Linked DNA regions of Homo sapiens: regions 2 and 3 are each linked to region 1. The links are chromatin contacts, found by Hi-C in ENCODE. All regions are on one chromosome and are shown on one strand. Each heading gives the region's core, a stretch centred on a gene start or an enhancer-like site at or near the end of the contact. The rest is flanking DNA. Distances are from core to core; before and after follow the strand shown. Region 1 holds the start of IGSF9B (immunoglobulin superfamily member 9B). Region 2 holds the start of PUS3 (pseudouridine synthase 3). Region 3 holds the start of ST3GAL4 (ST3 beta-galactoside alpha-2,3-sialyltransferase 4).

The links. A loop is a pair of places that touch in the nucleus more often than their neighbours do. Pooled maps may share reads with other maps.
Region 2: a loop to region 1 is called in a pooled map, with 12 times the contacts of the local background. The contact joins the promoter of PUS3 here to the promoter of IGSF9B in region 1. A Hi-C loop is called at or near these places in 5 of 50 pooled maps.
Region 3: a loop to region 1 is called in a pooled map, with 4 times the contacts of the local background. The contact joins the promoter of ST3GAL4 here to the promoter of IGSF9B in region 1. A Hi-C loop is called at or near these places in 3 of 50 pooled maps.

The regions. Positions count from the first base shown.
Region 1 is chr11:133,955,361-133,958,343 of GRCh38, reverse strand. It overlaps IGSF9B (immunoglobulin superfamily member 9B), which reads left to right and starts at 1,376. Exons shown (of 20, transcript NM_001277285.4): 1 at 1,376-1,653. The coding sequence starts at 1,590. RefSeq lists a silencer at 1,198-1,547.
Region 2 is chr11:125,901,744-125,904,726 of GRCh38, reverse strand. It overlaps PUS3 (pseudouridine synthase 3), which reads left to right and starts at 1,521. Exons shown (of 4, transcript NM_031307.4): 1 at 1,521-1,557. It overlaps DDX25 (DEAD-box helicase 25), which reads right to left and starts at 219. Exons shown (of 12, transcript NM_013264.5): 1 at 147-219. The coding sequence starts at 209.
Region 3 is chr11:126,354,238-126,357,220 of GRCh38, reverse strand. It overlaps ST3GAL4 (ST3 beta-galactoside alpha-2,3-sialyltransferase 4), which reads right to left and starts at 1,535. Exons shown (of 11, transcript NM_001254757.2): 1 at 1,379-1,535. GSEC (G-quadruplex forming sequence containing lncRNA) reads left to right here and starts at 1,634. Exons shown (of 2, transcript NR_033839.1): 1 at 1,634-1,779. RefSeq lists enhancers at 577-726, 414-1,157, 1,158-1,899, 1,900-2,643 and a silencer at 1,317-1,696.

The DNA.
Region 1 (2,983 bases), core at 127-2,626:
ACCTCCGGTGTTCAAGGCCACTTTTTGTGCATGTGTGTGTACCTGTGTGCACGCTTTCCCAGAAGCAAGTCTCCTTCTTGTTGTTTTGGGAGCTTCATGTCCTGGAGCCAGGGCTTTGTGGCTAACGAGTGCTTTGAGAGGATGAAATTCCTGAGCTCTCGCTCGCTGACCCTCTGCCTTCCTTCCTTGGCCAACAGCCCATCCCAGGGAGCGGTGTGATTCTTACCACTGCCTTCACTCCTTGAAAGAACAAACATCTTCACTGCAGCCTCTGAGCGCTGGTGTGAGGTGATTGTTTGTAGTAGATGTTTCCATGACACTCATTTATTTCTTCTGCAAATACAACTGTATTGGGGGAGGGGAAGCAGACAGGCTAGGGTAGGGAGACTGGAACATACGAAGACCTTCCAGTTTCCTATTTACATTCCTCTGTAGGATGAGAAGCTCCTTCCCTTTCCCTGGGTCTCCTCCATCCCAGACTCCTAAAGCTTCCCCCAAACCCATCTTGGTTTCATGCGGCCGAGTCGGGGCTGGGCTCCGAGTAAGGTGGAGAGGGGAGGAACCATGTGCGTGAGGAAGCAGCCTTTATCAGGAGAAGTGGGAAAAAGACCCAACTTTGACTGCTTGGAGTCGGGATTCAGTAATGATGAGCAGCAGTGACCAGCACTGGGGGTGGAGTGTGTGTGCACGAGTGTTCCTGAGGGGTCTGTGGCACTTCGCAGCTGAGCCAATGACTCACTCTAAATCTTAGCGACTTTGAGAGGTCATTTTAGTCATCCCCCGGTCTGCATCACGTTTGGAGGGGGTGGTGCGCTGCTCTGGGGACGTGTCTGGGTGCGGAGGGAGACGGGGTGGGGAGGCGGCGCGTGACCTCTTTGAAAAGATCTCCGGCGAAGGACGTTCCCCGGCTCTCCCGGGCCGCCGGCTCCTGGGTTTCCCCATCATAGAATCAGCATGGTCCTCTCGGGAACTGCTTTTTGCCGGATGGAAACCGGATGTTGGGTTCCATGAGTGGGCGGGGGCTCCACTTCCCTCAGACCTGTCCGGGGTAATTGAGACCCGCCAGGGTCCCGTTAGAAGCTACCATTTCCCTCACCAGAAACTTGCCACGCAGTGTGAGCCGAGAGAGAAGCGGGCAGAGACGCTATACCACCTTCTCCCCGGCAATGCGCATGATTCTGCGGCTCTGTGCTCGCCACACTTCAACGCACCTTGAAATGGGCTCGCCTCCTTCGCGCCGCGACGGGCGGAAGGCTGAGCCAATCGGACCCCCGGCTTGCGGGCGGCGCCCAATAGGCGGGCGGCGGGGGCGGTTCCGGAGGCCCGGCCCGGCTAGGCTTCACCGTGGACCTGGCTGCGCTCCGCCCGGGCGAGTAGTGCAGGTGCCGCTGCGCCGGGGCCGGGGAGGCGCGCGCCGAGCCGAGCGGAGCCTAGGAGGGATGGAGAGCTGGCCACCCGGGCTGCAGGAGCACCGGCGCGGGGCGTAGGCGGCGCGAGGCGGGCGCGAGGCGGGCGCTCGGGCGCGAGGCGCGTGCGGGCGCGGGAGCACTTTGCGATAGGATGAGGCTCCGGGCTGGCGCGGTAGTACTATGATTTGGTATGTGGCCACTTTCATAGCAAGTGTGATCGGCACCCGAGGGCTTGCGGCTGAAGGTGAGTTGAAGTGCGGCGTCCCTCCCCTGCCCCTCCCGGCGCCCTCGGCCCCTCGCGCCCGGCCCCTCGGTTTCCCGGCTCCTTGGCCCCCCGGTTCCCCAGCTCCCCGGCGCGCCTTCCCGCGGGTGAGGCTTGGGCTCCGACGCGGGCCAGGCGGCCCGGGAGCATTGCCGGGGAGGGCCTGGGGGCCGTGGGCTGGAGGGGCGGGCGGGAAGGGGCCAGAGCCCACGGGCTGCCGGGCACTCGGGGAAAGGACGCAGTGGAACCTGGGTCGACTTCGCCCACCACGGGCCCCACGGTGCACACCGGCGCGCCTAGCCCGTCGCCTCCTGCCCGGCGGCCGCCTCCCAGAGCTGCGGGAAACTCTGGCTGCGGGAGTTTGCGGTCTCCGGGCAGGCTGCAGCACGCTAGAGCCCCGCGCCGCGAGGAGCGCCTGCAGGGAGGCGCGACCCGGAGGATCCCTGGGACTGGCGGCACCCGCGTCTAAGGCCCCGGGTTCGCGCGGCCCTGCGGGCGTCCATCGCTCCGCTCGCGCCCCTCCTGCCCACACATCTTGGCAGCTGGAGGTCGGATCCCCCTAGCAGGGGCGCCCGGTGAGAGGAGGATTGATGAGGCCAGCTTCGAGGTGTGTCCGCTTTTGGCTGGACCCCGCCGGCCCCCGCGCCTCTCAGCCGCACCTGGGCCCCGGCCAGGCAAAAGTTCCCCGGGAGCGCGCCGCAGCCGCGCGGGCCCCACGCCGCCCTCCCCAGGCTGCGAGGCAGAGCTGGCTGGGGGCGGCGGCGGGGGAGGGGAGGGGCGGGGAAGGGGGGGTCCCCACGCTGTGAATCCGAGCGGAGGGGGGATTTTCTCTTTCCGCTTTCCTGGGTCTGAGCTGGGGGAGACGCAAGGGGGGAGCCACCGAGTTGGGTGATGCGTGCGTGAGCGCGCGGGCTTTTGCTTTGGAGATGGGCAGAGCGACCTACAAGCCTCTGGGTGGCACCCCCGGCTCTCGGCCCTTGTATGGAAGTGGGAGCGGAGCCTGGAGGGTGCCAGGACTGTGAGCTCAGGGCTGTCAGCGCGCAGACACGACCCGGCTGCGGGCAAGTTCACCAAGCCGGAGGAGATGGCGGCGGGAGAGAACCCGCTGTGGGTGGGAGTCAGCAGGCAGGACTCGCCGACAGAGAACCCTCTCCCAGCGGCATGGGGCGCCGGGTGGGCTGGAGGCGCCTCTCACGGGGTCCCCTCGTCACTCGTCTGTGCAGGGGGGCGTGCTTCAGGAAACTTTCCGGAATGGAATGAATATGTCGCCTCTGCTTCTGAGGGGGGTGGTGGTGTCTGAAAACAGAACGAG
Region 2 (2,983 bases), core at 272-2,771, 8.1 Mb after region 1:
TTCCAAACCCTTCCCGCATCTCCCCTCCAGCATCTGACGCCCCACTTCGAACGCTCGCGGGCTCTCCCTCCCCTCCCAGCCGATCTCCCTCTGCGAGTGGGAGCTCCACCCCCGCGGCTGTGGCCCCCCGGCTCGGTGGCGGTTACGTGGCTGTTCAGCCGCTCGCTCTCCGCCGCCCCTGCGTCGCCTCCCCACAGTAACGACGCCATGGCTGCGATTGCTGCTCCCGCCCCCAGCACGTGCTTCCACCACCGGCGCGAGGCGGTGCTGGCCCCATCCGCTGGCCAATGGGCTTCCTTAGGGGGCAGGCGTCCGCGTCCGCGCCCGCGACCACCGCGGTGCGGCGCGCAGGCGCTGGAAGGCTGGGTGGCGCGCGGAAGGGGCGGAGGGCAGAGAGCGGGGCGGGGGGCAGAGAGCGGGGCGGAGGGCAGAGAGCGGGGCGGAGGGCAGAGAGCGGGGCGAAAGGGCGCGGACCGGAGGGCAGAGGGGGCAGCTTCCGCAGAGTGGAGAGCGCCCCCCGCGCCGCCCCGCGGCCCGCCGCTCACACAGCCCTCCAGGCGGGAGCCCCCCGGACTCCCCGCCGCGCTTTACGCCCCGTGTCGGTTTCCCTGGAAATTTCCGCCTCCACATCACAAGATGTCAGAAAGGTTAGCGAATTGGTTAGCAAAGTGGAGACAAAATCTGATGAATTTGATATGACGAATGACCTCGAATGCCACAGTTGCGGAAAGGAAGCAGAACTGTTCAAGCTCTAACTGCTGTTCCTGCCCTAGATACCTGTGATGTTCCACATAGGCTTTTTAAAGCTTTTATTCTGAAATGTGGTCTCTTGTTAAAAACATTACCTTTCGGTATAACCTCTACGTCCTACATGCGTTTGCATAATCCGGTATAGATCCCTGGATCCCTGGTACTAATGATTTAATGACCGCTCAATTTGGACGAAAGAACCAAATTCCACCTCCCCCCCGCCCCCCAGTTTTCTAATTGTAATTTTGAGATTTTGATCAGCATTTCTGGAATTGGGGGCAAAAATACAAAAACCCACACGAAACTGCAGTCATGATCTCTCCGTGGTGCTGAAGCAACGCTCCCCGCTCTGTTCGGTCACTCTCAGGGCACCTAGTCGTTTGTTTTGAGATTATCATATTCATTTCAGCTTTTAATTTGAATTCTAATAGTAAATGTTTTTGTCTCTCAATGGTAACTTTCTTCTCATTTAACTAGGTATAAAATCGAGCCAAGATCTTCAATCTTTTAGTTTTCGTATAAGGATAGCAGAATTTGAAAAATTACCTTTTTTCTATTATTTTAGCGTAGCACTACAATTCCTCCTTTTATTGCTGTCCCGCCACAGGCCCAGATTCTGCCCTGTGGGCGGAGAAACGGTAGCTGGACTAGAAAACCTCAGGTAGATTCTAGCACCAAGCTCGGTTCTCAGAACTACATTTCCCACAAACTTGGACTACACCTCCCATGAGGGCTCGGGCGCCTGCGCAGAAGACGCACAGTGACAGCTTCCTTTCTCGGAAACGCGGCGCGGCCGGCTGCCGGAAAGTAAGTGTGGGATTTTTGGAGTGGGTTACTTTCTGGGTTCCACAGGGGAAGGGACAAATGGACACACTGCTGAACGGTTGTCTGTTGTCTTCTTTTTGCCCTCTTTCACATACTTTGGTCTTTTCAGGAAAGCATTGCCGTATGGAAATGAGACCTCGCTTAAGACCATGTATTTTTCTTTTGTGCCTGGTACTTTCTGGAGCTCTCGGTGGAAACTCGCCGCAGTAGGGTCGTCTTTAATTCCGTTGTGACGGGAGCTTCAGTGGTACTTGTACTGTGGAGTACAAAAGTGCTCTGCTGCCCCACTTAGAATTGGGTGCTCATAAAACAGTAGAAGTTGAGAACCCAGGAGTATGTGGGAGGCTGTGGCAGCAATTTTCAAATTATTTTGGGGATTGCCTTACATACAGACCACGATTGCTTTCTAGTGATCATAGTGCGTGTCTGCTAATCCTTTGGACAGTACTCCCTCTTCTTCCCTTTGGATTAATATAAAGTTTATCAAGAGGAATGCTATTTATGTGTTAACCCACTGGTTCCTGAGATTAGGACTTTTTTTTTTTTTTTTTTAAGACTGTCGCCCAGGCTGAGTGAAGTGGCGTGATCACTGCTCACTGCAGCCTCTACCTCCTGGGCTCAAGCGATCCTTCCACCTCAGCCTCCAACTAGCTGGGACTGCAGGCGTGCGCCATCTTGGCAGCCTAGTTTTTAATTTTTTAATTAACACACGGTCTCGCTGTGTTGCCCAGGTTGGTCTCGAACTCCTGACTTCGAGCGACCCCCCCTCCCCCCCGCCACCACCCCGTCTTGGCCTCTCAAAATGTTGGGATGACAGGCGTGAGCCACGGCGCCTGGCCCAATGTATGGAACATCTGGTGATGGCCGTTTTAGTTTGTAATTGGTGCTTAGGGGACACACGAATTCCCTCTCTGTGGTTACTTCGCAGCCCTGGCCAGGGTGTTACTTTAAACGTCTGCTTGGGAACTCCTGCACTTCACCCTGAATTAGGGTAAGGTGTGCTGGAAAAAGCACTGTAGTGTACCAAGTCCTGTTTTTGCCACAAATCTGCCTTATGACCAACTAGACTCACTCCCTGGCCTAGTTCTTTAGTTAGCACGGGAGTTGAACTTTGGAGACTTTGGTAATGTTGGACTTTGAGATCCAAATAATCACTGGAGTGTTTTGCATGTTAAAATCACCATGTAATTTTTGACCTCATAAAAAGTCGAGGTATAAATACAAATTACCTTTAATCCCACTACTCGTTAGGTTTTGATCTTTCCCTGTGTGTACTGAGATCATCCTGTATAGTTTATGATACATTCATGTCACTTAATTTCACCTTCCCATATTACTTTCCCAAGATTCCCAATGACTATTTAATATTCTAATGTCTTTAAAGACATTTACTATTCCACTGTTGGTG
Region 3 (2,983 bases), core at 286-2,785, 7.6 Mb after region 1:
AGGAGCAGTCTGGGAGTGGGCCAGGAGCAGGGCAGGGAACGGTCAAGGGGCATTCCCAGACCAGCTCTCAGCAAGCAAAACAACCTCCCGAGTTCATTTCTAGGCCCCAAACAGCGGGCACGTCCCCGGAACCCACTCTAGAATTATCGGGCAGCTTTGGAGAGTAACAGCATGGGAGAAATATTACCAATAGTGAATATTTATACAGCTCTCCCTCCGTGCAGGCGCCTTTCAAAGCACTTAGCATATATCAACTCATTTAAAATCCCCCTGGCAGATGCCAGGGCCAGGACCTAGAGGAGGTGGAGTCTGTAGGACGGGTCCGGCACAGCTCAGGAGACAGTGACACGGGTGTGTGTCTCTTGTGAGAACTCAGCCTGTACCAGGCCTGTTCCCAAAGTTCAAAAAGAATGAGTCCGCCTGAGCCTGGCTTCCACGCGGTACCCGCCTCCGGCGGTGGAAAGTACAGGCTTCCCCAAGAGGCCTGTGGGGGGTGCCAGCTTGTGGGTGGCCATGAGGTCAGACAGGGCACAGCTGGGCACCCGAACACTGCCTACACTCCCAGCCTTCTGGCAGCAGTTCCCTTAAGCCAGGCCCTCAGGACCCAGGCTGGGGAGCAGAGGAAGCAGCCACAGTAGGTCAGGCCTCAAGCTGCCCAGACAGAGCCTCCCCCCAGGACTGGGAATGGAGGGGCAGTGCTGGCAGACATGTTGGCAGTTCTGGGCTGGCCGGGAGGTCCCTGCCAGCCAGGTCCCCGAGGAAACACCCACAGCAGACAGCTGAGCCCACTCCCCCCATCGCATCCCTCCCACTGCTCACCACCCATGCAGCCCTGAGGCACAGTGGCCTAGGCCTGACGACCCCCATAACGTGGCCCTAGGACCCTGGGCACAGCCGGCCTCCCACTGACAACTCCACCTTTGGGTCCTGCTCAGCGACCTTGCGACTCCTGCACACAGGCGGACCCCGCAAAGCCTGTCACCTCCAGCACAGTCAGCTCCCAAGTGCTGGACCTGACCGGGGTAGTTGTGGGAGAAACCATCGCTCGAGGATGCTGGAGGTGGGGGCCGCCGCTTCAGTCCGGGCGCAGGGCTGGGGGATTGGGGGCGGAAACTTTCCGCAGAACTGTCCCGCTTGCTCACTCCAAGGGAACGGAGAGGATCCGGCTTCCCGCGAAAATCTGGTCCAGGGAAAGGGACCCCGGAAAGCAGCTCCGCAGGGCTGTGGCAGCCCCACCCCGACCCGCGCTGCGCCCACGTGCAGGGCCCGACCCCCTCCGGGAGGCGCGGCGCCGGCTGGGGTCAGGCGGCCGAGGACCCCGCGGCTCCCCGCCCCGCCCCGCCCCGCGGGCCCCCGCGCACCGCCGCCGCGTACTCACCCTCACGGGTGGAGCGGGGCGGGGCAGCACGGTTCCGCGCGCAGCTCCGATCCGCTAGGCGCACCGACCGGCGGCGCAGCGCTGGCGCGACGGCTCGACTCGGCCGGGTCCCTGTCCCGGGCGCGGGTCCGGCCTGGGAGCGGGCGAGTCCGCCTGCAGGGGAGGCGGGGACCCGGGCCCGGGTTGGGGGCGGGGAAGGGGCTGGACACGCTTGCGCACACGGCGGCCCGACTCCCAGGAGCTCCCGGGAGGGGTAGAAAGGGCGGGGTGGAGGAGGGGGAAGGGCGGGGGTGATGCCGCGCGGTCGCAGGCTTGGGATGGTGTTCGCGCCTCCGAGACCCGGACAGAGGCAAGCAGGGGCGCCGTGGGTGCCAGAGAGGCGGAAGAGGAGGCCTGATGGGGTGAGCACAGGGCCAGGGCAGGCACTGCCTGTGAATGGCGCCAGGGTGGGTATGCCCAGCGCAGCCAAGGCGCTCGCTCCCGGGAACAATGAGAATCAAGAAAGGGTGCAGTGCTCTATCCCACGGGGAACGGTGTCCTTCCCTCACTGGGGAAACTGGGGCAGGGTCCTGTTCCGGGAGCCTATGCTTCCCGTGCCCCATGCACGCAAGGCAGCCAGTCAGTCCCCTGGGCCCAGACGTGGGCCCTTCCTCTGCTTCGGTTGGGGCCTGCTGCCCCTAAACTGCTCTCTCTGCACCCCTCACTTGCATACTCTTTATCTTGGCCTCAGAAAGTTTCTCAGTTTCCTTTCCGTTATTGAAGGCGCCAGGCATCCTGTCTCCAGGAAGAAACCCCTGGGCCCCTGACCCTGGTTCTTTGGACCCAGGCATCCCCCCAAATAAACCTGGGAACTGCCCAGGCTGAAGAACAGTTCAGAAGTCACCCTACAGGACAATCCACAGCCCCTTAGGCCAGTCCCTTTCACAGGTCAGCACAGTGTTTCCGGAGCCCCACGTATCAACAGCCCAGTGCCGGGAGCGCCAGGGGCTCCAAGGAAACTATCAGACCCATTCCCTGTCCCCAGGAAGCTTACCATCCAGCGGCACAGAGAAGGCTCACCATGGACTCCATTCAAGAACGAGGCAGGATAGGATGTGAATAAGTGCAAGGTGTGAGTGACTGACAGTAAGTGCAAGGGGGTTCAGAGAAGTGGCAGCTCCAAGCCTGCTTCTGCTGAAGCTGGAGGGCTTATCTGTCAAGAACCCCCAACTCAGGAAGCTCTGCTCCAAGTGAGCTGAGTAAGGAGAGTCTGCCTCCAAGTTGTTCCTCTGCAGGTGACTGTGCTCCATGCTAAATCATTCCTTGCACGGGCAGAAGCTGTTTGGCATTGCACCAGTGTCTGATTTTGTTTGAATATGGTGCCTTTGGCTTAATCAGTCAGACATGCATTCAACAACTATTTATTTATTTATTTATTTATTTATTTATTTATTATTTTGAGACAGAGTCTCGCTCTGTCGCCAGGCTGGAGTGCACTGGCGTGATCTTGGCTCACTGCAACCTCTGCCTCCCGGGTTCAAGTGATTCTCCTGCCTCAGCCTCCCGAGTAGCTGGGACTACAGGCGCGTGCCACCATGCCCAGCTAATTTTTGTATTTTTAGTAGA